Linked DNA regions of Homo sapiens: regions 1, 2, 4 and 5 are each linked to region 3. The links are chromatin contacts, found by Hi-C or POLR2A ChIA-PET in ENCODE. All regions are on one chromosome and are shown on one strand. Each heading gives the region's core, a stretch centred on a gene start or an enhancer-like site at or near the end of the contact. The rest is flanking DNA. Distances are from core to core; before and after follow the strand shown. Region 1 holds the start of CCND3 (cyclin D3). Region 2 holds the start of TAF8 (TATA-box binding protein associated factor 8). Region 3 holds the start of TRERF1 (transcriptional regulating factor 1). Region 4 holds the start of BICRAL (BICRA like chromatin remodeling complex associated protein). Region 5 has its middle 38 kb from the start of TAF8.

Region 1 (5,165 bases), core at 264-2,763, 510 kb before region 3:
GATATCTCAAGCTTTCCTTTTCCTGGAAAGTGGGGAGACAATACGTGTCGGGGGTGGGGGGAGTTACACACGCACCCGCAACTGGCGGGGAGAGACAGCGTGGTCGGTGTAGATGCACAGTTTTTCGATGGTCAGGGGCGTGGTCTCGCGCAGCTTGGAGGCCAGCAGCATGCAGACCGCACCCAGGAGCTGCAACTGCGCCTTTCGGGTGGGGACGCAAGACAGGTAGCGATCCAGGTAGTTCATGGCCAGGGGGAAGACTTCCTCCTCACAGCGCTGCTCCTCACATACCTGGGGGAGGGCGCACAGTCACTGCTGGGTCTGGAGCGTGGGGAACACAGCAGCGGGGGGGTGGGAGCGCTGAAGTGAGGTGGGATAGGGAGCAAAAACGGCAGAGAGGGTAAGCTACTTAGAGAGACAAGGACCAATAAAGGAGGAGGATGCGCCCTCCCCAAGGTGACGCCCCCCACTTCCTCTGCGCGGCCTCCTCCCCTCTCCCCTTGACGGGGGAGTGGTAAAGCCAAGGAGCCCTTGCTCACGGAGGATTCCAAACGGAGACTCCCCTCCCCCACAGCGAGGGGAAGTGGGACGCAAGGGTCACCCATGGTAGCCAGAGAGCTGGGACCTCACCCCCATCACCGCCACCACTGCACACACCCGAGGGGAAGGGAGGAGGCTCCTGCCGCTGCCTCCTGCACTTTTCATTTCCCTGTCGGCCGGAACAGGGCGCGCGCCACCCCCATCGCCTTCCCCGCCAGAACCCCGCGAAAGACACAGGAACCGGCTCCCGGGCGGGGGCGGCCGAGCCCAGGGTTTTCCAGGCGCGCTCTCCGGAGAAGGCCGGGAGGCGGAGGGAAGCGGGAGACGCTGTGAGAAGCCGAAGGGGAGAGAGTGTCCTTGGTCCCGTTTGCTCGGCCCGAAGAGAGGCACAGTTAGGGTGCCAAGTGACTGGCAGTCACTGTCGGGAGGAGCCGATTAGGGCTCGGGAAAGCAAGGGAGGCAGCTGGCGTGGGTGCCCTAGTGAAAGGCCAGGCCCCGGGAGTCTTAGCCTCGGAGCATCCTGCAGATTGCTGTGGGGACCGGGATGTCCCGACAGGGCGGCCCCGGTGTGTCCAGACCCGGGAGCGGTGGGGGAGGGGGACGCGTCCGGGCGGTACCTCCAGCATCCAGTAAGCCAGCATCTTCCGCATGTGCGGCTTGATCTCCCGCTGCACGCACTGGAAGTAGGAGGCGCGGGGTACGTAGCGCTCCTCCAGGCGGAGCAGGCTCTGCAGGACACGCTGGTCCCCCAGCAGCCGCGGGTCCGGCCCGGCCCGGGGCGCGTGCCGGGTGCCTTCGCAACACAGCAGCTCCATACTCGGGCAGCGAACAGGCAGGGCGGGAGTGCGGGCTCGCGAGTCCCAAGGCAGGCGACGGGCCGGAGAGCGCGGGGCGCGGGTCTGGCGCTGGCGCTGGCACTGCGCGGCGGATCCCCAGCCCGCCCGCCGCCCGCGCGCGCGCGCCGCTTCCCTGACAGGCGCCCCGCCCCTCGCGACGATGTAGCAACCGTGGAATGCTCGGACGTCGCAACGCTCCGAGGGGCGGGGCTGCGGCGCCCCGGACGGAAAGGGTTGGCTGAGCGCTCTCCCCTCCCTCCCGCGGCCCCATTGGGCCGCTGAGCGCAAGCCGGCCGGCTTCCGGGCACTCCAGGCCCTCTGGACCACCGGGTGCAGAGAACTTTCTAGGAGGTGGGCCTCCTACCCACCCACGGGCCCTCCCATTTTGCTTCTCGGACTCTAGTCACCCAGGAAACAATTTTTCTCCAAAGGTCATTCATTCACTTATTCATTCGTCAAACCCTACTTCACCGGCTGCTTGCTCTAAGGAATGCGATAAATAATGTCAGAGCTAGTTCTTAGTGAACGCTGCTCGAAAGCCTCACGATGTAATGACTCACTACATCTTCACGAAAACTCGGAAACCGAGGCAACTGTCATTCAGTTGGTCCGTGGCAGAGCTAGGATTGGGAAGCTGGCCTTCTTGCTGCAGATTCTGTGTTCTACACCATTGCTAGTTAAACTGTGATCCCAGACCTGTCCCGTGCGTGGTCATCGCCTGGGAGCTGGTTAGAAATGCAGACTCTCAGGCCCACCCCTAACCTGAATCAGAATCTGCATTTTAACTAGATTTCTGTGCACTTTAAAGTATGAGAGCTTTAGTCTAAGTCAGCATATAACAGAACGGAAAGGCCATGGAGTCATGGCCTCACCTTGTTAAGTTGCTTGCCTAGGTTTGGACAAGCCCCTAAAGTCGGCCTTAGTTTCTGTTTGGAGAAACTGTGGACGGAGAAACTAGATTCTCATTGAATCAGTTTCTTGCACAGACTCTGTGAGATCTACCGGTTGCATTTCTTCCACCTCCCAAACTTTTGGTTACTTTGTAGTTTTACCGGAAGCTAGATTCCACTTGACGAAGAGGCCGAAAAAGACCTCCAATAATGCTCCAAATGGGAGGAGGCCATGAGGATCCCTGCCCTACTGGGGTCCTCCTGACTTAGGAGACACTAAGGAAGTGTCTAACCATTTTCTGTTAATTATTCTTTTTTTTTTTTTTTTTTTTTTTTGAGACGAAGTCTCACTCTGTTGCTCAAGCTGGAGTGCAGTGGTGCGATCTGGGCTCACTGCAACCTCCACCTCCCGGGTTCAAGCAATTCCCGAGTAGCTGGGACTACAGGCACGCACCACCATGCCTGACTAATTTTTGTATTTTTCGTAGAGATGGGGTTTCACTATGTTGGCCAGGCTAGTCTTGAACCCCTGACCTCGTGATCCGCCGGTCTCGGCCTCCAAAAGTGCTGGGATTACAGGCGTGAGCCACCGTTCCCGGCCGAATTATTCTTTCTTATATTATAAATTGTATTGTAGTTTTCATATCATAAAATATTCTTTTACATTGTAGAAAACTTCAAAAATACAAATAAGCCACAAAAAAAGGAAATAATCATTTGCAATTTGCCATGAAATAACCCTTTAATATATCAATGTTTATTTTTCTAATCTTTGTTCTATGAATAAACACACATTTTAAATGGAATCATCACAAACTGTTTTGTAAGCTTTTTTCATTAAAAAAATACTGTTAACACTTTTCCATGCTATTAAATATTCTAGGACATAATTTGTAATAGGGACATAATATACCATTAGGTGAATGTACAAAATGTATTTTGGCAAACCTGTATTGGTGGAAATTTAAATTATTTCTAGTTCTTCTCTATTAGACATAATACTGTAAAATATTTTTGTGGTAATATCTTTGTGCACACTCATGATTATTTCTAGAAGTGAATTAATTTCTAGAAGTGGAATTTCCCAATCTAAGGTTATGAAACATTCTAAGGCTTTTGATACACTTCTAATTGCCAAATTTTCCTGCTGAATAGTTAAACCAATCTTTTCCACCATCATTACATATCTATTTTTCAAAACAACTCTGCCAACTAGAGAGTGAAAGTGGCTTATTAGTAATAATAAATCTATTTTGGCATATTACTAGACATTTACATTTCTTATGTACATTACCCATTCATGTCCTTAGCTTATTCATTTATAGGGATGTTTGTTTTCTCTTATTGACTTATAAGTTCTCATCACCTCTCAAAGATATTAACCCTTTTCATATTTTTTGTTTGGTTTTTTAACTTTGGTTATAAAAATTCTTGACATAAATTAATTTTTAAAATCAGTATTTTTAAAACTTCTCATTTATAGTAACATGGCACTATGTATAAAAATGTCCCATCAGCCCAGCACTTTGGGAGGCTGAGGCAGGAGGATCACTGGAAGCTAGGAGTTGAAGACCAGCCTGGACAACAAAGCAAGACTCCTATCTCTACAAAAAATAAAAAAAAAAAATAAGCTGGGTGCGGTGGCACAAGCCTGTAGTCCCAGCTACTAGGGAGACCGAAGCAGGAGGATCGCTTGAGCCCAGGAGTTCAAGGCTGCAGTGAACCATAACGGCACATGACCTTCCTTAACATTTTGTTATCATACATTTTGCAAAAACAAAATTTTAGTTCATTGTTTTTACTAATTTTTGGTTCACGGTGGATTTTTTTTTTTTTAACAAATAGAAGGGTTTTTTGTGTTTTTCTTTGTTTTTTGGTTTTCTTTGTTTTTTTGACACAAAGTTTTGCTCTTGTCACCAGGCTGGAGTGCAGCTTACTGCAACCTCTGCCTCCTGGTTTCAAGTGATTCTCCTGCCTCAGCTTCCTGAGTAGCTGGGATTACGGGTGCATACCACCATGCCCGGCTAATTTTTGTATTTTCAGTAGATACGGGATTTCACCATGTTGGCCAGGCTGGTCTCGAACTCCTGACCTCAAGTGATCTGCCTGCCTCAGCTTCCTAAAGTGCTGGGATTACAGGCACAAACCACCGCACCTGGCAAATTAGTTGCTGATTTATTAATTGAGGGAGGGCCACATAGACTGACTAGTCCTGAAAGCTGGATGTGAACCTGTAGTATGGGGACGGGAGCTCCTGGTGAGCAGGACTTTAGGAGAGATACTTCTGCCTCACCCCTGGATGGAATAGCCATGCCTAGAGCTAGATCATCCCTGACTTTCAGGGCCAAGGACTGGCCACTGGGGAGGCAGGTGAGCTCAATGCAGGACCAGCACAAGTTCACCAGTTACCTCCACCTCAAAGAAATAGAGGCTCCTCTTGTTTTTCTTGTTTTTGTTTTTGTTTTTCTAAAAGGAAAACTAAAGACAAAGCAATGACCAGGGCCAATAGTATGAGGAGTTTCTACCCAGGTACATCCAGTTAGAAAAAGTCAATAAAATGGCAAATTGGAGGAGGGGTGGGAATGGAATGTCACAGGCCAAATAAGAAACCCCAAGGAGGAAAGATACATTTTCTTTCTCTTCCTCTTCATCATCAAAATACCCCCATCTGGGCCAGGCACGGTGGCTCACGCCTGTAATCCCAGCACTTTGGGATGCCAAGACGGGTGGATCACCTGAAGTCAGGAGTTCGAGACCAGCCTGGCCAACATGGTAAAACCTTGTCTCTACTAAAAATACAAAAAATTAGCCAGGTGTGGTGGTGGATGCCTGTAATCCCAGCTACTCCGGAGGCTGAGCAGGAGAATCACTTGAACCCTGGAGCCAGAGGCTGCAGTGA
Region 2 (4,665 bases), core at 939-3,438, 400 kb before region 3:
AGAACACCTCACTCAGTGGGAAAGTGAGCCAAGCTTTCGGTGCCAACTAGGAAGTGATGAGGATGCGGCGACCCCATTGACCCACCCAGCACCGATCCCCAACGCATGGTCTCCAGCCTGAGCTGACATCCCATCTACCCCGGTTTCTCCAGCACCCAAGCCTACCTCCTCGTCAGGTGACCTCCCCGGAGCACCGACTGGGGTCGCAGGCGCTCTGTCCCGCCGCCTCCGGAGCCTGCCTTTGGGGAGTGGGGGTGGTCGCAACCACCAGCCGCGAGGAGAGGATTGCACCTCTCCCCCCCGGCCGGCATCCGAACAGAGCCAGTCTCCACCCCTGCAGTGGCGAAGTGTTTACAAAGTCCGCGCCGCGCCGCCGATCCAGAGCTGGGCAGGAAGTGGGGAAGAGGGGGCGGAGGAGACAAAGGGGCTGGTGCTCTGCTCAGCCAAGTTTCGGTCCCCGGCCTGACTCTCCCACCCCCTGTACACCCTCGGCGAGGCCAGGAGGCTCATCCGGCGCCGCGCACCCCCGCCCGCAGCCCCCGCCCCACGCGGCATAGGTGCGGGGGCGGGGCGCCACGGAGGCTCAGGTGTGGGCGGCGGGGCCGGGGCAGCACGGGTTCCCGGACCGCTGCCTCCCGGCGTTGGCAACTCCTCCACGTGCTATCCAGGAAGTAAACAACATCATGAGGAGCGACTTCTTTTTCTTTTTCTTTTTTTTGAGATGGAGTCTCCCTCTGTCGCCCAGGCTGGAGTGCAGTGGCGCGATCTCGGCTCACTGCAACCTCCGCCTCCCGGATTCAAGCTATTCTCCTGCCTCAGCCTCCCGAGTAGCTAGGACTACAGGCGCACGCCGCCACGCCCGGCTAATTTTGTGTATTTTTAGTAGACACGGGGTTTCACCATGTTGGTCAGGCTGGTCTCGAACTCCTGACCTGAGGTGATCCACCCGCCTCGGCCTCTCAAAGTGCTGGGATTACAGGCGAGAGCCACCGCGCCCGGCCGATTTCTTGACTCTTACTACACGTCAGGCACTGTGACAGACTCTTTCTGTGTATCATCTCATCTTTCCCCCAGCTTTACAGAAGAGGAAACTGAGACACACTGAGGATTAAGGTCAAGTGCCCGAAGTACCATAGCTGGCTAGTGTTAGGATCCAAGCCCAGAATCTGCGTCCTGCCAGGCACCTGCAAATGGGGACGAACACGGCGCAGCTAGAGGGGCTGACAGGCTAGGGAGAAAACCACTGGTAGCCGCGGGCACCCCACGCCCTGGGAGTGAGGCGGCAAGGGACAAGTCTCCCGCCCCCTAGACTTGCCTCGCAAATACTTGCGGGTCGAGGGCGCGAAGGCAGCAGGATGCAGCGATAGACTTGGACTAGGTGGTCCAGGCTCTACTTCCAAGTGGGCCATTGACAGGCGGGGCGGCCCTCAGCACAAAATCACCAGGCTGGATGCTCCAGGGTTTCCCAACATTACTCGCTCAGAAGAATCATCTGGGGAGCTCCTTAATGAGAAAGATTCCCAAGCCCCTCTTCCAGAGAGTGAAGTCACTGGGATTGGGCTGGGCCCAGCCAGGTGTTACTAATAATAAGACAAGTTTGGAAAACCCTGCGAGTGTAGATGATCTCCTGGTATGCTCTTTATAAGAACCGATTTTCATATTAAAATAGGTTTCTTTTAACTCAGTGAAACCGGGCGCGTTTTCCTGGCCCACAACCAAGCCACTGAAGGCCCCAGAACACTTCACTCTCAAAAGGTCACGTGAGGCTGGCGCGGTAGCTCACGCCTGTAATCCCAGCACCTTGTGAGGCCGAGGCCGCGGACTGCTTGAGCTTAGGTGTTCGAGACCAGCCTGGCCAACATGGCGAAACTCGGTCTCTACTAAAAATACAAAAACTAGCGGGGCGTGGTGGTGCCCGCCTGTAATCCCAGCTACTCCGGAGGCTGAGGCGGGAGGATCGCTTGAGCCTGGGAGGTGGAGGTTGCAGTGAACCGAGATCGCGCCATTGCACTCTAGCCTGTGAAACGGAGCAAGACTCTGTATCCAAAAAAAAAAAAAAAAAGTCACGTGAGCCGGGGTCACCGGAGGCGTCCCCCAACCGACTGGGCTTCGGAAAACCAAGGGGCGCACGCCGCCCCGCCCCGCCCCGCCCCGCGACTACAAGTCCCATCGCGCCCCGCGCTCGCGCACACTACGCCAGAACAAGATGGCCGACGCGGCGGCCACAGCTGGGGCCGGTGGCTCCGGAACGGTAAGGGCAGGAAGCGCGGGCTCGGAGCCGAGAGAGTTTGGGTATCCTGCAACTTTCCCCTCGACTGAGCAACAAGATAATGCCCAGAAATTCAGCCCCATCATGAGCTCCGACTGGCGGAGGGTGTTTTCAGGCCGTAGGCGCCCCCTCCTTGGGACTTGGCTGCGGCCTCCGGAGTTGGCGGACCTGTGTCTTGATTGGCTCGTTCGCTGTTGGGGGTTGGGAGCCCGGAACACCCCCGATTGGTCTGAAGATGCCGTTTTCGCCTTCTTATTGGCCGGCCAAAGTTGAAAGGCATTCCCGTTTCAAAATATTTAGCTTTCTTACTTTTTTGTGCTTTTATCTTTTGCCCTCCTCTCCTCGCGGTCACCTCTTGTTACTGTTTTCATTTTCCCTTTCAATGAAATGGTGTGAAGATGGGAGGCACAAGAGAGGGATCCTGTTTTTTCTGCGGGACACGTCTTAATCCCATCATGCGTGTTTCTTCAGCTATGTATTCTAATAATCTGCTAAAGTAGAAAGTAAAAGACCTGCTATTTTATCTCATTGGGACTGTACGTTTTAGGTAAGCGGAGAAGTGGTCTCTGTATTTAAAGCACCTTGGGTGCTCAATTTTTACTCAGTTGGCCAAGATCTGTAAATCTAAACATTAAGCACTGATTTTTAAAATAAAATTATTTAGTAAAATAACTTTGCTTGCCGTTGACCACGTATGAACTATGTGATTGCATCCTTCTCCTGTGGATGAAAATCTCTCTGCTGATTCACAGAGATCGGGAAGTAAACAGTCCACTAACCCTGCCGATAACTATCATCTGGCCCGGAGGAGAACCCTGCAGGTGGTTGTGAGCTCCTTGCTGACAGAGGCAGGGTTTGAGAGTGCCGAGAAAGCATCCGTGGAAACGCTGACAGAGATGCTGCAGAGCTGTGAGTACATGGAAACACTTGGCCTTGGAGTCAACCCCAACATCAGTTCTGTGCCCTGCTTTGTGATAGTGTTTGAGAGGATTTAAGAAACAAACTTTTTTCTTAAGAGGGGAGAAAAAAAATTTTTTTTAATGTAAAAAGTTGAGAAAAGAAAACAGCACAATGGGCCGAGCGTGGTGGCTCACGCCTGTAATCCCAGTACTTTAGGAGGCTGAGGCGGGTGGATCACCTGAAGTCAGGAGTTCAAGACCAGCCTGGCCAACGTGGCGAAACCCCGTCTCTACTAAAAAACACACAAAAAAATTAGCTGGGCGTGGTGGCAGGTGTCTATAATCCCAGCCACTCGGGAGACTGAGGCAGGAGAATCGCTTGAATCTGGGAGGCAGAGGTTACAGTGAACTGAGATCGCACCACTGCACTCCAGCCTGTGAGGCTCCATCTCCAACAACAACAACAAAAACAGAAAAGAGCATAATGAAGTGACTTACAGGCTTTAGAATCAGATAGACTTGGTGTACATCATCACTCTGTCACTTAATAGCTTGGGCAAGCCACTGAATCTCCTGAACCTCAATTTCCTCATTTCTGAAATGGGATAACAGTTTCTACCTCATGGATTTGTGAGTGTAAGTGAGATGTATATATAAAACATTCAGTGCTGGGGAGATTTTAAGCTCTTGGTGAGTTATGGGTGCCCTTAAGGACTTTTGTTGGGGAGTCAGGACTAATTCCCCATGCAATAGATATCATCACATTATGTAATGAAATGCTAGATTGTGTGATACAAAGAATGAAGGGGAAAAGCCCCCCCCCCCTTTTTTTTTTTGAGACAGAGTCTCACTGTGTTGCCCAGGCTGGGGTGCAGTGGCACAATCTCAGCTCACTGCAGCCTCCGCCTCCCAGGTTCAAGCAATTCTCCTGCCACAGCCTCCCAAGTAGCTGGGATCATAGGCGTGCACCACCACGCCTGGCTAATTTTTGTATTTTTAGTAGAGACAGGGTTTCACCATGTTGGCCAGGCTGGTCTTGAACTCCTGACCTCAGGTGATCCACCCACCTTGGCCTCTCAAAGTGCTGGGATTACAGGCATGAGCCACTACACCCAGCTGAAAAGCTACTTTTAAAAGGAAATGTGTTGAGATTTAGAAGCCCGGGTGTGGTCTTACAGAGGCTTTTCTGCATGTACAACATATTTCCCTGTTTTGAACTTTTGGGGCATGGGATGGGATGAGGGATGGAAGTATTTACGGTGTTTCTTAGGGATCAACAACTATGAAAGGAAGTAGGAGAAAGGTTTGGGCAGAGGGAGATGTGGGGTGCAATGCAGGCCCAATAAAGAAGTGGACAACTTAGCCAGGACCCCTGGAGCATTATTGCCCATCAAGCTGAAAAGGCCCTGCCTTTATACTCAGGTCTTGATCAAACAGTAGATGTGGGCTACCCCAGGAAGGGTGATCTTGGGCAAGGTGGCTCTCTGCAGCTGATAT
Region 3 (4,894 bases), core at 812-3,311:
TTTTCTCGACCCTGCTAGAACAGAGCCTGTCTACAGAATTGCAGAAAGCTTAACCAACCTCAGTTAACCCCACTGCCTAGTGGCTACTCCCTAACCCTACTAAACGTCTCCGGGTTGGACCCGAGATGCTAAAATTATCCTAGCAAAGTTAAAACTCCCAGCATCATCAAGGTAGCTGACAGCTAAGACCTACAACTCTTCTGCAGAAACCAGTAGGCTGAGGACCAAGAAAACAGAGGCAAGGAGAGGCAAAGGCTGCTGGTTAACTAGTTAAGCACTGAGGACTCCTGCTGTTATCCTCTCCAGTCAGTGAGCATCAACACCACACTTCCTATCGCCAAACTCCTTTCTTAAAAGGGTCAGTGATGCAGAAGGTGGGTGCTAACTGGGACAACTTAAAACTCCCCTTCTTAAAACTCTCCTCAATGACCTGCTGAAAAGTGCACCTGGACCGGTTTTCAGGAGATATTTTTTAATGAACTCTTTAGCCACTACAGGGGCGGTCATTCCTAAGCACGACTTCCACGCACTCACAAGACAGCCCAGGCCATGCTGAATTGAAGCCATCCCCTTCAGTACTGGCACTTGCCAAAGCTGCGTCTAGTCTGGGGAAGAGTTTCCACAAAGCTGGCTCTAACAGGCCGGTAGAAGACACACGGAGGAACCAGAAAGCGTTTTCTTGTAACCTAAGGATGGCAGGCGCACATGCTCCAGTCCAGTGCTGGCCAGAGGCTGCCTGCCAGGTGCTCTCGGCCTCCGCTGGTGAAGGAGTGGTTTGGTTGGTTTTTAATATCTGTTTCTTAAGACCACCGGCAGTAACTTCCCAGTCTCCCAAACTGAAGTTGGGGAGTGAAGGAACAGGTTTACCCCCTTACACATTTCTCCCATCTGGGTGGCCACACTAACTTCTGGGGAGTACCCAGCCCCCACAGAGCCCGCAGGCGCGTATACATACACATATGTATCATGTCAAAAACCCCAAAAGGCAGAGTCCTGCGGTTTCTTAGCTGGAGAATGAAGCCTTTATAACATCACAACCTCAAATGCAAGCCCACCATCACTACCTTTAAGCCAGGGTTGCCAATTATAGCGCCCACCTCATCCCTCCCCCTTTGCTGGGATGCTGTGCAGCCCGGAGAGGGAAGAAGGGAAGAAGGGAGAAGGCCTGCTTGCATAGTGAAAGTAAAGGGGGGGGAGACTTCTCCTTCTGTCTCCCCACTCTTCCCTCCCCACTTCGCCCCACCCCCGTCTTCTCGAGGAGCATCCCCAAACTAATTTTTTAAAAATGAAACTTAATAAGCTTCTTGCCTACCTTGGCTGTTTCTGCAACAAGTGCATGGGCAATCCGACGAGAAGACCAGTATCCGCTTGGGGGGTGAGATGGGGGGCGAGCAGAGCTGATGGAGTAATTTCAATATTAATTTATGTCAGCCGCCTTCTCTCAGCGCTACTCACTTACTGTACTGCCCTCAGCCTGTAAACAAATATCGCTCCGCCAGGAAACATACTCCCCAGATGCAAGCCCCTCTCCCCAGCAGGGAACCTGGCCCCTCGTCCCCCCGACAAGAGTGTGCTCCCCCACCCAGGGTAGGAAGCTTTGGGTTTCCAAAGCACCAACCCACCACCTCCTCCACCACCCCAGCAAGAAACTTACTCGGTCCGTCTACGCCTCCACCCTCCCTTCAGGAAATCTACTCTCCATATGCATTCAGCCTCCCCGCAGGAAATCTGCTCCCCCCTCCCCCCTTCTATATACATGCACCCCTCCCTCTCCTCCTCCCCATGCGCCCTCCCCGGCCAGAAACTTACTAGTGAGCAAGCGTGCAGGCTCTCCTGATGCTGGAAACTTACTCCCAGATATAGCGCCCGCCAGCCCCCTTTCCCAGCCCTGCTCCCCTTCCTGCCCTCCGCCGCAAGCAACTCCAAACTCTCCGCATCCAGCCGTTCTCCCTCCCCAGTGGAAATTTGCAGCGCCGGGCTGCGCGCGTGCATCCACCCTCCCCTTCAGGAAACTTACTCCCCATCTGCATGCACCGCCTCTCAGCCATCGCTTAGAGGGAAGGGGGTGTGCTGGGGAGACAGAAATACATATGTATCTCTCGCCCCTCCCCCGGTCGCAGCCCACTCGGGGCCGAGCCGCGGTAACCTGGCCTTACCTTTGCATTGCTCCCCATCCTCGCCCCCTCCCTTAACCCTCCTTATCCGCTCCCCGGTACCCCCCTTTTTTCACCCATTACCCACCCCTAGCAACCGTTCCCAAGCTCCTCTCGGCCTTTTTTTTTTTTTTAAATCCAGGATGCAAATTCCTCCCTTGTCAGCAAATCGACTGTCAAATTATTTTCTTGCAAAAGGAGAAAGGCGGGGTGGGGGGGGGGAGCAGGAGCAAAAAGAGGGGGAGGGCGGGGGAAGGGAGGGGGAAGGGAGGGAGAGGGACCGAGGAGGGGAGATATCCCTCCGCAGAGCTGGGTCTGGCCGCGGGCGGGGAAGCAGGAAGTAAGGTGTCCAGCGCCGCGACCGGCTGGTCGTCCGCCTCGGCCCCCGCCCGCGTCCCCTTTCCCCCGGGGCGCAGCGCTACGGCGGGCGCGGGCCGCCCGGCGCATTGTTCGCAGCCTTCGCGGCGGTGCGCTGCTGACTTTATTTGTGCGCTTTGCGTGTGCGTGAGGTTGCACCTTTTGTAGGCTGGCGAGTCTCTGGACGAGGATGGGACGGGGGACACGGGCCCAGTTGCGGCCCTGCGCGAGCGGGACCTGTCAGCCCTGAGGTGCAGCGGACCCTCCGGCATGGCCGGAAAATCGAGGCCGGGGAGAAGGCAGCGTGGCCGGGAAGCTGCCGCCTTAAACCCGGACCAGTGCAGGATTGCTTCCTGCGTAGCCGTCCCGGTTATTGTAACACGCTTTGCAAGCTAACGACTGGGGTTTGTGAGGGGGTTTGTTTATTTTTCTAAGTGTTTGCAAAGATGCCGAGGTCGAGGCGGGCTGCGAGGAGACGGTCCGCGCCTACCCCCACCGCACCCTGGCCTCGGTGGGGCTGGGAGAGGGCTGGGGCTCCGGAGAAGGGGCTGGAGGTTCGCGAAGCGCGCGTCTCCATCCCTCCGCCCCGATGGGGGCGGGGAAGGGGTGCAGTAGACCGCGCTGGAAGAGCAGCTCTCTGGGGAGGGGTCTCCCTTGCCGCGGCAGGCGCAGCAGGCCGGGGAGGGGGGTTGCCTAGGAGAGGGGCCGGGCGGCGGAGGGGAGGGGAGGAGAGGGGGCGCGGGTGCAGCCGCCGCGCGCGCTCGCCCCTCCTCGCGCGCCATGACTGTGGAACGTGGTGCCGGGGAGGAGGGACGGCCACCGGGGGCCGCCCGGGGCTGCTCGGCATTGGTGCGGAAACCCGAGCCCGGAGTCGCTCCCTCGCGCTGTCTCCTCCTCCTCCTCTGCGGGGGAAACCGCTGCACCCAAACCGGGAGCAGCTGCGAGCAGGGGGCAGGGCGCGGGCTGAAAGGCGAGCCGAAGGTTCAAACCTCCGCGGCGCGGGCGGGGGCGGAGGGCAACAGCAGGACGGCCCCCAGGTCCCGAGAAGGCGTGGCAGTGGTCGGCCCAGGTGTCAGGGAACCTGGCCTGAGACCCCTGCATTTCCAAGCTTCTTTCCTGGTCAGAGGAAACGTGAACCAAAGGTAGTTCAGCTAAACAGACCACCTCGAGCCGGGTTCGAGGCATCTGTCTCGAGGGCAAGACAGTATTTTTTGCACGACAGAAAGTTACACCATCCATTTTTTTCCGTGGGGGAAATCATTGCGCCCCTTCCCCCAAAATGTCGCGCAAGAAGAATGACCTCCCGCTACCCAGACCTTCGCCAGTGTCCCCCACCCCACCCCCACCCGGGCGCTGGGTGTGGATTGGGCGGAGGGAGGCTATATGGGAGCTTAAAGCATGAGGTCATGAGCGGAGGAGACTGCTGCCAAAAGCACCCGAGGTTTTTGTGTTTTTTGAGGGGTAACGGTTCTCCATCTTCAGCAGTGGAAAGTCCTCCCGCCTACCCTACCAATTCTGGGGCACGTGGACCACAGAGTCCCTGAAAAGAGGAGGGGACCCGGGCTATTTCGCTTAATGAGCGTTTGGCGCGTGCCCAGCCCTTTATGGAGCCCTTCCACATAAGCAAAGAAAGCCGAGGGACAGCGCACAGTGTTGCGGCGACTGGGAAAGGCTTCAGATGCTCGATGTCCCCCGCCCTCTTTCCTCAGTCCTCGGTCATCTTCCAAGTGGGCTGCTTTCTGCGATAGCTTCCTGTCCCCCTCCGACCCATTCCTCCCAAGCGACTAAAACTCCTAATGACATTATTTTAAAGCCTTCAAAACCCTCTTCCATTGCCCTTAGAATAAAGCCAAGTTGTGATTTCGCCTCTACAGACCTCTCTACCCGCCCAGCTCTTCCTCGGATATTGTAAGCCCCGTCAAGCTTTCTTTGTTCAAGGGGTGGAGGAGGGGGCGCCTAACCTTTCCCCTTCCACCTCTTCTTACTAACTCCTGCTGGACCTTCAAGATTTGACTCAACTGTCAGTAACTTCAAGATGCCTTCCTGAGGGTACACCCAGGTCTCTACCTCAGGGGAAAAGACCTACCCTAGGTCTCCTGGCAGCAGCGCTGTGGCCGGAGTTGGCCCCAGTGGCGGCCTTTTTCCAAGCGGAGGAGGAACAGCCAAGCTAAGCTTGACCACCGTCACCGCCCAGGGACCTGAGCGGGAGCTGGCTAGGACAAAACCTCAAAACGGGACTTGGGAAAACCGCACCACCCAGAAAACTCAGCCCCTCCACCTCCCTCCCAGCACACACACACACCCTCTTAATCTAAAACTCCTCCCCGGGGCAGATAAGGAACCTATTCGGAGAGTTAAGTTAATTGCCCCAGGTCAATGTGGAA
Region 4 (4,834 bases), core at 832-3,331, 330 kb after region 3:
GCTCACTGCAACCTCCAACTTATGGGCTCAAGCAGTCGTCCTGCCTCAGCCTCCCCAGTAGCTGGAACTACAGGCATGTGCCACACATACCTGGCTAATTTTTAATTTTTTTTTTAGAGATGGGATCTCGCACCATGTTGCCCAGGCTGGTCTCAAACTTCTAACCTCAAATGATCCTCCTCCCTCAGCCTCCCAAAGGGCTAGGATTACAGGCTTGAACCACTGTACCCTGACTAAAAAGATCTTCTGTGTTGAATATGACAACATTGTATGCCGGCCCCAACAGATTTAATTTATGCAACATAGTCCAGTTACAGTATCCTTATATATGCAAGAAAGGTGTACTACCATTACATTTTTTTTTAATGCTTAAGGGGATATAGAAGCCATACAATAATTTCACTTAAATAATTTTAATCTAGAGAGAGTTTTATTGAGAACTCACCAAATATCTGGGAGAGATGGGCTTGAGCCATTTGAGAATAGCTACTCCATAGGCAGAGCAGCTGAGCATTCTGTTTATCAGCAGGATCCTATTGCTATATGCATTACAAATGAATTTTAAAATAATTTATAACATTTCTTAGGCTTAATATGTATTTTTTAAAACCTGAATTACATTCTGTACAATTCACCTTTTACCTATCCTTGATGTTTATTTAAAATAAAAGACAACAAAACCCCTAGTATATTTTGTGGGCATTTGTAGTTAACCTAGACTACAAAGGCACCTGCTCCCACTCCAGGCCACGTAATGTTGTTGTTGTTGTTGTTTTGTTTTGTTTTTGTTTGAGTCTTGCTGTGTCGCCCAGGCTAGAGTGCAATGCGCGATCTCCGCTCACTGCAACCTTTGTCTCCCGGGTTCAAGCGATTCTCCTGCCTCAGCCTCCCGAGTAGCTGGGATTACAGGAGCCCACCACCACGCCCAGCTAATTTTTGTATTTTTAGTAGAGACAGGGTTTCACCATGTTGTCCAGACTGGTCTCGAACTGCTGACCTCAGGTGATCCACTCGCCTCGGCCTCCCAAAGTGTTGGAATTACAGGCGTGAGCCACCGCGCCCGGCCTGGGCCACATAATCTAAATACTTTGGATACTAGATAGTTTACAGAGAAGTTTCAACAATTTGAGATTTGAGATTAAAAATAGGTGGTAGTTATACTTGGACCAAAGAATGTTAAAAGATTGACTAGCTCTCTTTTAAGAATGAGGGGGTTATGTAATGAAAATTCCGCAAATATAGAGATAAAAGATATCTACATAAAGAGAAGGCAGTAGAAAATGAATGTTTTGAGAGTGATTTACTCTGCCTCACCTTCCTTTTAGTCACTGAAGTTTTGTTTTCCTTTTTAATGTTCACATACGGGCTTCACAGGTAAGGTTTCAAGAATTTTGGAATGGACAAAGAGTGTTGCAAAGGAAAGCTTAGTACATTTGAAAGTTAGGATGAACCAGTTATTTGCCTAATAACTAAGTTAAAAGTCGTTTTGGTTTTTAAAAAGCATATGCAAAACGTATTCACTGAGGCTTGCTCTAATTAGAGTTCTAAACAAATCTTGTAGGGTTTTTTTTTTTTGTCTTTAATCTCCCCCCTTCCCGTGTCAAGTTAAACTGGGTGGGTGGGTGGGTGTGTGTGTGTGTGTGTGTGTGTGTGGAGAGAGAGCCTGCAAGAGAATTAGCACGCACCTCGTGGATCTTAGTAATTGTTTTAAAGCCAAATAAAACTGTTTCTTGAATAAACCAATACATTTCTGAAGTTGAAAAGAATCCCAAAGGAAACGAATGAACATCCTTGCAGCTTGATTTTCCAAAAAAAAAAAAAAAAATTTTTTAAATTAAAAAAATCCTAATCTCCACATTTTTTGCCAGGCGAGAACCGAAGTTTGGAGGTAGACGAGCAGGCGAGCGGTTTGCCCGGGCGCAGAGCATGAAGGCCGGGCGGGCGCGGGGAGCGGCGCCCCGGCCCGGCGCGGGGGTGAGCGAGAGAGAGAGCGGAGCGCGTGTGGCCGGCGCCGCTCGGCCGGGAGCTCCCGCGCTCCGGCCCCCGGCCCCGCGCCCGCCGCCGCCGCCGCCGCCGCCCCTGTTGCGATGGCGCAGAAACCCCGTTGACAAGGCACTGCTTTTTCATGACGGTGAGTTTCCCTTTGAGTGTATTATAATTTTGTGATAAAAATTTCAAGGAGAAAAAAAAAACACACAACCTCCTTCCTCTGCCTCTTTCCTTCGGGGAGGGGAAAAGCGAGGGAGGGGGGGCTGGAGATCTGTCTCCAGACTGAAAAGAAAGGAGCAAATTAAACACCGAGTTGCCAAAACCAGGATATTAGGTTTCAGCCCAGAGAGCTATTGGCTAAGGCTGTGTTTTTTTTTTTTTTTTGGGGGGGGGTGGGTTTGTGGGTGGGTGATGGTGGTGGTGGGTGGATGTTTAATGGACACGGAGAAAAGGGGAATCGAGTGTTTATGCCTTTCCCAGCGCTGCCGGGGCCCCGGGAAGACCAAGTTCAGTGTCTCGGGCGGGGGCGCAGGCGGGCAGGGGGCGGCGAGGCCGGGCCGGGGGCGCCTCGGCGGGGTGGGGGCCCGGCGCCTTTCTTTTTCCTTTTTTTTCTTTTCCGCGGATGCAAATTTCTGGAGCGGGGAGAGGGAGAGCCCGGGAAGGGGGTGGCGTGGCGGTTGGTGGTGGGGAGGGGAGGGGAGGGAAGCCTTTTAATGACTCATTGATTGAGCCGGTTTAAAATTAGTTGTGTGCGCGAGTGTGAGTGTGTTTTCCGCCCCCCGGAGCCGCCGGGAGCCGGGAAGGAGGGAGCAGGGCTCGGCGAGGGGAAGACGGCGCGGCGGGGCCGCGAGCAGGGGGCAGGGAGGGCCTGGAGTGACGGCGGGCGAGGAAGAAAAATAAGCTTTTCCAATCTCCTCCCCTCTGTTTTCCCCCCCTCGTTTCTTTTCTCTCTCGGAAGCTCTAGGGTGTGAATCACATTTTCTTTCTTCTCGGCAAAATGGACCCCGCGTCTGGGGAGGGGGAGGGGAGAGGGTGGGGAGGGAGGCGGCGGAGACGGGGTTTATTTTTCATCCTGGCTTCCCCATTCCCGCCGCATCTGCGGGCGGCCGCGGCGAGGAGAGCAGGTCCGGGGTGCGGCGGGGAGAGCTCGGGGCAGGCGAGTCGCCCCGGCCCCGTTCCCGCTCCCGCTCCGAGCCCGCGGCGGCGGCGCGCACCTGCCGCGGGACTGCCCCTTCCCAGCCGCCTCGCTGCCTTTTCGAAGCACCGCCGAGGATCCGCGGCCGCGTCCGGCCGAGCCCCCAGCCGCGCGGAGGACCGGCGGCCCAGCCGGGCGTCTCCTGCGAGGCCCGCGCTGTTCGCCGCGCCGGCCAGAAGAGATGTGCGGCTGGGACGGCGCATTTTTGGCCGAGTGCGCGCGGGCGTTATGCTGTTCGCGCCCCCCCGAGTCGCCCCAAATGCGGGATATTGGGTGGGGGGGTGCGGTTGGAAGGCGCTAAGATGGCGCTGGGCCTGGCCTGTCGCCAGGGCTGGTGGCGCAGTTGCTCGGCGGGCGCCATCTTTCTCGCGGCGCGGGCGGCGCCCTCCGAGGACATCTCGATGACCAGGGCGCCGCGAGGCCCGGGGCTAGCGGGAGCCGAGAGCAGGGTGCTGAATTCTGGAGATGGGACTGGGGTCGCGCGGCCTTCTCCTTCCCCACGCCCCCAGACCCAAAAGACGAGGCCGCCGGCTCGGAGCGGGAAGGGCTGGGGCCAGCTTCTTCCTCCTAACCACTTGTTTGTGATGGAAGAAGGGGGCTGGGGGTCGAGCCTCGCGGCTGATGGGTTCCCTCCCTGACCCCGCACCCCCACTCCTCCCAGTCGAAATTGGAGGTGAGGCGCTCCTGCCATTTTCTCTCCTGCGGTCTGAGAGTGGACGTCTTTGTCTTCTCTGGCCCGGCGTGGGGGCAGGGCATTGAGCCTTTTCCTTAATTCTTCAGTTATTGAAAGTAGAGTCCAACCAGGTTACAAAACTAAAAAAAAGAGTCCAGGACATTGTCTGTCTGCCTTCCGGTAGCATGGTTCTCTGTGGGTACCCTACGCTTCGTTTCTTAGTTTTACTCTAAAACAACCCTGAGGAGACATTTACTAGTTGTCAGATTACGGGAAGGTGATGGGTTCCAGTTTTTTGAAACTTTTTTTGTTGGCTTTCATATTACTTCAAATGGCAGTGAATTAAAACAGTTTCTTAGAACTCTAATCTGAAAAGTTAAATACGCTTTAAAACAGTCTGAAACTCTTCTAAAAAGCAAAACTGCATTATTAAAAGCATCCATGTAAGTATCTGTTGGTAGTATCTATTAGAGATGGGGGAGGGGTTTAACTTTTACATTATTATTGAAAAGAGGAGGGGAAAGGTCTATAAAGCTCTGATCTCTCTAGAAGTCCACATACATGGAAAGTAAATAGTTAATTTCTAGTGTAGAAAAATAACACCGTGGTGCCAGTAGGTGTGTCCTTGTGTTTATAAATATACATAGTGGATGTTTTAGACCATTTAATGAGACCTATTATATATTGAATACCTGCTGTATGCCAGGAACTGTGCCTGATGCTTTGTATAATTTCTATTATATCAGCCCAGAAATAGTGATTTTATGATCTGTCTACCGGGGAATGAACTAACGTTCATAGAAGTATAGTAATTGTTCGAGGTCTTGCAGTTTTAAGTAGTAAAGTTGCCATTGGATCACAAAAGCTGTATTCTTCCCCCTACACCTATGGTTTCCAAATGTGAGCATCAGAATTAATTTGGGAGATGTTTTTAAATAGAGATTTGTAACATCACCTCTTCCACCATCATTTGCTAG
Region 5 (5,073 bases), core at 540-3,039, 360 kb before region 3:
TGTTTTCAGTTCAGGGATTGTCCTCCAGGGGTGCACATGTGTGAGGTGAGCAACTCCTTCAGGAACTCTGAGTTCTCCTGGGGAGAAACAAACCTTTTAAATCATCACAAGCAGCTCCCCTGATCTGCGGCACCCCCTCTCCAATGCCAGAAGCTGCCCCCTCTTCCACCACCCTCTCCTGACAATCCAAATAGAATGAGCAAAGCGGTTTTTTTCACCCTACGTTCCTCAGGCCAGATACATTCTAGAGAATTGTGAGACTTTGCCCTAAGCTGCCAAGTGCTCCCCAAGGAGATCGGTCACCAGGAGAGCAGCCACAAAGGTCAAGAAAGACACACACGGAAGCAAACCCAGGCTCTGTGCTCCTTCCAGCCCTTGCTGGTGCAGATGCTACCCCACAAGCTTGTCAGATCGCCCAGGTGACGGGCCAGGCGCAGCCATCGGGAAGGTCATTCAGCCAACCCAGAGGATGTAGACCCTGTCCTCAAGAAGTGCAGGGCGAGTTCTGCCGTGCCCTCTGAAATACTCTCCCTCCTCTCAGAGCCCTCCCTCGAGAGCCTGAGTGCACCATGTCTTGTGGCCTCGCCTGAAGCCTTCCTCTGGCTTCACAGAATGCTCTGGAACTCTGGGGTCTGGTCAGGGAGTGTGTCCTCAGCTTGTCTGGAGGAGGCCTGCATCCCTCCTGAGCTCTTGGAGGTGCCCAGGAACCCTGCTTCTCCTCACAGGGCCTGGCCATATAGCCAGCTCCAACCCAAAGCCCTGCACAGTGCCTCACCCACTCCCTTCTCCTGGTCTCTCCTCAAAAGAATTTTACATGATTTTAAAATAATAATAGCTTTCATTTACATAGTGCTTACATTTATATAGCACTTACTATGTGCGATGTACTAATTTAAGTACTTTATATTAACTCATATAATAAATGGACACAACACAAAACTCAAAAGGTACAAAAGAATAAAACAGTTAAAAACTATGCCTTCTTCCTTCTCATTCCATTTCTTCAGTCACCCCATTCCCCACTCCAGAAACAGCTACTATCACTGGTCTTATGTGCGCCTTCAAAGCCATTCCAGGAATATATAAGCACACAGATATCTATTCTTTCGTTATTACACAAGGGGTGGCTTATGAAATGCATGTTCCGTATCCTTGTTTAAGTTTTCCTGGTTTTCTTTTTCACTCCCCTGAAATTCTTACCCCCTTTCCCACCCCTAAACTCTGAGCACGGTGACAGGGAGGAAAGATGCCTGGCAGGTCTGTGGCCAGTCCCTACCTGACAGCTCAGTTAGCTGCAAGTGACCAAATTGCTCTGAGTCTCACCTTCCTCATCGATAAAGCAGGCTCGTAATGCCTCAAAGGTGTCATGGAGAGATGTGGTATTAGAGATGACAAGTGTGGGCTGGGCGCAGTGGCTCAAGCCTGTAATCCCAGCACTTTGGGAGGCAGAGGCAGGTGGATCACAAGGTCAAGAGATAGAGATCACCCTGGCCAACATGGTGAAACCCCGTCTCTACTAAAAATACAAAAATTAGCTGGGCGTGGTGGCTTGTGCCTGTAGTCCCAGTTACTCAGGAGGCTGAGGCAGGAGAATCGCTTGAACTCAGGAGGCAGAAGTTGCAGTGAACCAAGATCGCGCCACTGCATTCCAATCTGGCGACAGAGCAAGACTCCATCTCAAAAAAAAAAAAAAAAGAAGAAGAAGAGATGACCAGCGTGATCCTTGTGGAAGAATTAATTGACATTCTTCCCAGGCAAGCTTCCTCCCTCCCCAGAGATGTCGTCACCTGATGGGTGGGCAGGGGCTGGGCTATGGACCAAGCACACCCTCCTGAGAGTGCAAGTGACATGCAGGAATGGGAAGTGTTGCACTGTGGTTCATAGGTGCCTCAGCGGGGAGGGAGAGAAGGTGACCTAGGAGGGCTGCATTCTTGGCCTGTGATTCAGATGTTGGCACTGATGAGTTGGTAGCTCTGCCCTCTTTTGGAAGATTGGATGGGCACCCTCCCCACCTCCAGGAAAGCCCTGCCCCAGAAATAGCCTGGGCCCTCCAGCCCCCTTCACTGCAGAGCTTTCTACGGCACAGAAGAGATCCAAGCCTGAGCAGGCCCCAGCTCTGGGTCCTCCCAGGAGCACCAACCCCCTGAGGCCTCCTTGCCTCAGCCCATGCCCTGCCAGGGCATCCACCAGCCACCCAATGCAATTGCCAGCTGTCCAGCCCCAGTCCCACTCTCACCACCATCTTCTTTCTTTTTCTTTTCTTTTTTTCTTTTTTTGAGACGGAGTTTTGCTCTTGCTGCCCAGGCTGGAGTGCAGTGGCACGATCTCGGCTCACTGCAACCTCTGCCTCCTTGGTTGAAGCGATTCTCCTGCCTCAGCTGCCCGAGTAGCTGGGATTATAGGCATGTGCCACCATGAACAGCTAATTTTGTATTTTTAGTAGAGACAGGGTTTCTCCATGTTTGTCAGGCTGGTCTCGAACTCCCGACCTCAGGTGATCTGCCCGCCTCGGCCTCCCAAAGTACTGGGATTACAGGCGTGAGCCACCGTGCCCGGACACCATCTTCTTTCTTCTTCCATCTGATTGTGTTCAGAAGTGTAAGGCCCATGGTTACATTCAGCCTGGTGGGAACTAAGCTTAAAAACCCAAACACAGCCAGGCACGGTGGCTCACGCCTGTAATCCCAGCATTTTGGAAGGCCGAGGTGCACGGATCACCTGAAGTCAGGAGTTCAAGACCAGCCTGGCCAACATGGTGAAACCCCATCTCTACTAAAAATACAAAAGTTAGCCAGAGGTGGTGGCGGGTGCCTGTAATCCCGTCTGCTCGGGAGGCTGAGGCAGGAGAACCACCTGAACCCAGGAGGCAGAAGTTGCAGTGAGCTGAGATGGCACCACTGCATTCCAGCCTGGGAGACAGAGTGAGACTCCGTCTCAACAAACAAACGAACAAAACCCCAAACCTTTTAGGAAACTCAGGCCAAACTACAATGGAGGGACCTGCCCAAGGTCACTGAGCTACTGTAATAGGTGCCAGAGCTGGGACTAGAACTCAAGACTCCGGCGAGGCCCTACCCAGATCCAGCCAATTCACTTGCCCAAAGGAAAGGATGTTTCCAGTCCCTCCTGGCCAACTCCCAACCGTGGGTGAAGGTCCCTGAGGCGTGGGTGGACAGGGAGCCCTGGGACTCCACATCAGTAGCATTTTACATGGAACACATTATTGGTGGGGTTATTTTTACTGGAAAATTTTGAGGAGAAGTTTTATAATTGAATACATGTAAATATATTAGGAAATATAGTGTAGAATGCCCATGAAAAGTAAAGTCTCAAGGACATTTTGCTTTTTTAGTGGCAGCTTCAGGCTTCTCTCCTAAAGCTCGAGGGGGTGGGAGGGCATGTCTATTTGCTCCTTTTTTTGTTTGTTTTGGCAATCTGGGAGGAAAAATATTAGAAGCACTGGTCTAATTAATGGTTCTGCCTTAAGCCGGGTGATAATGATCTGGTTCCTTTGTTACATATCTTTTTATTCCATAATGGATTAGAAACAGCTTATAACAAAAATAATAAATAACAACAATCTATGAAATTAAAAAGCAGGCCGGGCGCAGTGGCTTACGCCTGTAATCCCAGCACTTTGGGAGGCTGAGGCGGGCGGATCACGAAGTCAGGAGTTTGAGACCAGCCTGGCCAACATAGTGATACCCCGTCTCTACTAAAAATACAAAAAAATTAGCCAGGCATGGTGGCACGTGCCTGTAGTCCCAGCTACTCGGGAGGCTGAGGCAGTAGAATCGTGTGAACCCAGGAAGTGGAGGTTGCAGTGAGCCGAGATCGCGCCACTGCACTCCAGCTTGGGCAACAGAGTGAGACTTCATCTGGGGAAAAAAGAAAAAGAAAGAAATTAAAAAGCAGAACCAGTGGAAAATGGACTTTAGATAAGTCAATTTGGGCGTGAGGAGGAAGAGGGCCAGGAATAAACAAATAAATATACATAAGATGGCAATAAATGCTGAGGGAAAAAATTAAGCAGGGTAACGAGAATAGAGGGTGTGGAGGAGGAAGGGCATTGCCATTTATTTATTTATTTATTTAATTAGAGACAGGGTCTCGCTGTGTCACCCAGGCTGGAGTGCAGTGGCGTGATCTCAGCTCACTCAGTTGCCCTGGCTCAATCAGTCTTCCCACCTCAGCCCCCCAAGTAGCTGGGACTATAGGCGCACGCCACCATGCCCTGCTAATTTTTTTATTTTTAGTAGCGACGAGGTTTCACCATGTTGCCCAGGCTGGTCTCAAACTCCTGGTCTCAAGCTATTCACCCACCTCAGCCTCCCAAAGTGCTGGGATTACAGGCATGAGCCACCGTGCCCAGCCTGGGGTATGGCCCTTTAATGGAGTGATTACGGAAGTCCTCTCCTCTCCAAGAGGGTGACATTTGAATTGAGACCAATGGAAAAGAGCATTGGGTGACACAGGAATAGCCAGTGCAAAGGCCCTGAGGCAAGAGTGGGCTTAGCGTATTTAAGGAGTTCAGTGTGGCCAGCATGGAGTGGTAAGGGGCAGGAGTAAGAGAGCGTTGGAGCATGTGGGGTCTTGTGGGCATCCTAATGATAACAGTGTTTACCATGAAGGGGTGGGCCAAACAGAGGAGTGAGATCACCTGACTTAGGTTTAACAAGCTCATCCTGGACGCTGTGTTAAGAATTGACTTCCATCATAAATGTAGCAGCAGGAAGACCAGGCAGAAGGCAAAAAAATGATAGTGGCTTGGACTAACTGTGTGACAGTTGAGGAGGTAAGAGATAATCAGGGGCCAGGTGTGGTGGTTCACGCCTGTAATCCCAGCAGTTTGGGAGACCAAAGTGGGAGGATCGCTTGAGCCCAGGAGTTCAAGACCAGCCCGGGCAACATAGGGAGACCCCGTCTCTACAAAAAATTAACAATAAAAAAAATTAGCCAGGCATGGTGGTGTGTGCCTCTGGTACCAGCTACTTGGGAGGCTAAGGTAGGAGGATCACTTGTGCCCAGGAGGTCAAGGCTGCAGTGAGCTATGATTGCATCACGGAACTCCAG

Evidence for each region. A loop is a pair of places that touch in the nucleus more often than their neighbours do. ChIA-PET counts read pairs that join two places held with the same protein, here RNA polymerase II (POLR2A). Pooled maps may share reads with other maps.
Region 1: a loop to region 3 is called in a map of chondrocyte, with 2.1 times the contacts of the local background. The contact joins the promoter of CCND3 here to the promoter of TRERF1 in region 3. A Hi-C loop is called at or near these places in 1 of 168 maps with a recorded cell type or tissue (chondrocyte) and 10 of 50 pooled maps. POLR2A ChIA-PET finds 5 or more read pairs at or near these places in 1 of 52 experiments (WTC11).
Region 2: a map of naive thymus-derived CD4-positive, alpha-beta T cell shows a loop between it and region 3 (9-fold over the local background). The contact joins the promoter of TAF8 here to the promoter of TRERF1 in region 3. A Hi-C loop is called at or near these places in 1 of 168 maps with a recorded cell type or tissue (naive thymus-derived CD4-positive, alpha-beta T cell), 1 of 37 single-sample maps with no recorded cell type and 10 of 50 pooled maps. POLR2A ChIA-PET finds 5 or more read pairs at or near these places in 6 of 52 experiments (A673, CD4-positive, alpha-beta memory T cell, H1 and 3 more).
Region 4: a pooled map shows a loop between it and region 3 (5-fold over the local background). The contact joins the promoter of BICRAL here to the promoter of TRERF1 in region 3. A Hi-C loop is called at or near these places in 1 of 37 single-sample maps with no recorded cell type and 10 of 50 pooled maps. POLR2A ChIA-PET finds 5 or more read pairs at or near these places in 8 of 52 experiments (AG04450, CD4-positive, alpha-beta memory T cell, CD8-positive, alpha-beta memory T cell and 5 more).
Region 5: POLR2A ChIA-PET joins it to region 3 with 17 read pairs in PC-9. The contact joins the enhancer-like site here to the promoter of TRERF1 in region 3. A Hi-C loop is called at or near these places in 1 of 50 pooled maps. POLR2A ChIA-PET finds 5 or more read pairs at or near these places in 5 of 52 experiments (BJ, HEK293, MCF 10A and 2 more).

The regions. Positions count from the first base shown.
Region 1 is chr6:41,940,295-41,945,459 of GRCh38, forward strand. CCND3 (cyclin D3) reads right to left here and starts at 1,514. Exons shown (of 5, transcript NM_001760.5): 1 at 1,158-1,514; 2 at 76-291. The coding sequence starts at 1,355. RefSeq lists enhancers at 573-702, 745-1,696 and a silencer at 1,213-1,662.
Region 2 is chr6:42,048,336-42,053,000 of GRCh38, forward strand. TAF8 (TATA-box binding protein associated factor 8) reads left to right here and starts at 2,189. Exons shown (of 9, transcript NM_138572.3): 1 at 2,189-2,251; 2 at 3,022-3,178. The coding sequence starts at 2,207. It also overlaps a transcript of CCND3 not described here. RefSeq lists enhancers at 6-55, 1,812-2,363, 2,145-2,694, 2,364-2,915 and a silencer at 426-675.
Region 3 is chr6:42,449,865-42,454,758 of GRCh38, forward strand. TRERF1 (transcriptional regulating factor 1) reads right to left here and starts at 2,062. Exons shown (of 18, transcript NM_001395490.1): 1 at 1,810-2,062; 2 at 1,313-1,397. LOC124900214 (arf-GAP with GTPase, ANK repeat and PH domain-containing protein 2-like) reads left to right here and starts at 2,496. Exons shown (of 4, transcript XM_047419627.1): 1 at 2,496-4,418. The coding sequence starts at 2,957. The coding sequence ends at 4,054. It overlaps LOC107986596 (a long non-coding RNA gene), which reads left to right and starts at 2,496. Exons shown (of 5, transcript NR_171668.1): 1 at 2,496-2,761; 2 at 4,353-4,418. RefSeq lists silencers at 2,527-2,606, 3,077-3,516.
Region 4 is chr6:42,779,971-42,784,804 of GRCh38, forward strand. It overlaps BICRAL (BICRA like chromatin remodeling complex associated protein), which reads left to right and starts at 2,082. Exons shown (of 13, transcript NM_001393499.1): 1 at 2,082-2,131. LOC401261 (a long non-coding RNA gene) reads left to right here and starts at 3,526. Exons shown (of 2, transcript NR_134654.1): 1 at 3,526-4,834. RefSeq lists enhancers at 2,891-3,580, 3,437-3,626, 3,581-4,270, 3,647-3,716 and a silencer at 3,017-3,356.
Region 5 is chr6:42,086,487-42,091,559 of GRCh38, forward strand. It overlaps a transcript of TAF8 not described here. Among named protein-coding and RNA genes, the nearest start is that of TAF8, 38 kb to the left of the region's middle. Within about 2 kb of position 1,790, at least 5 of the 41 ENCODE cell types and tissues checked have a DNase peak (open chromatin) inside an H3K27ac peak, as active enhancers do; they include PC-9, where a contact is called at or near this core.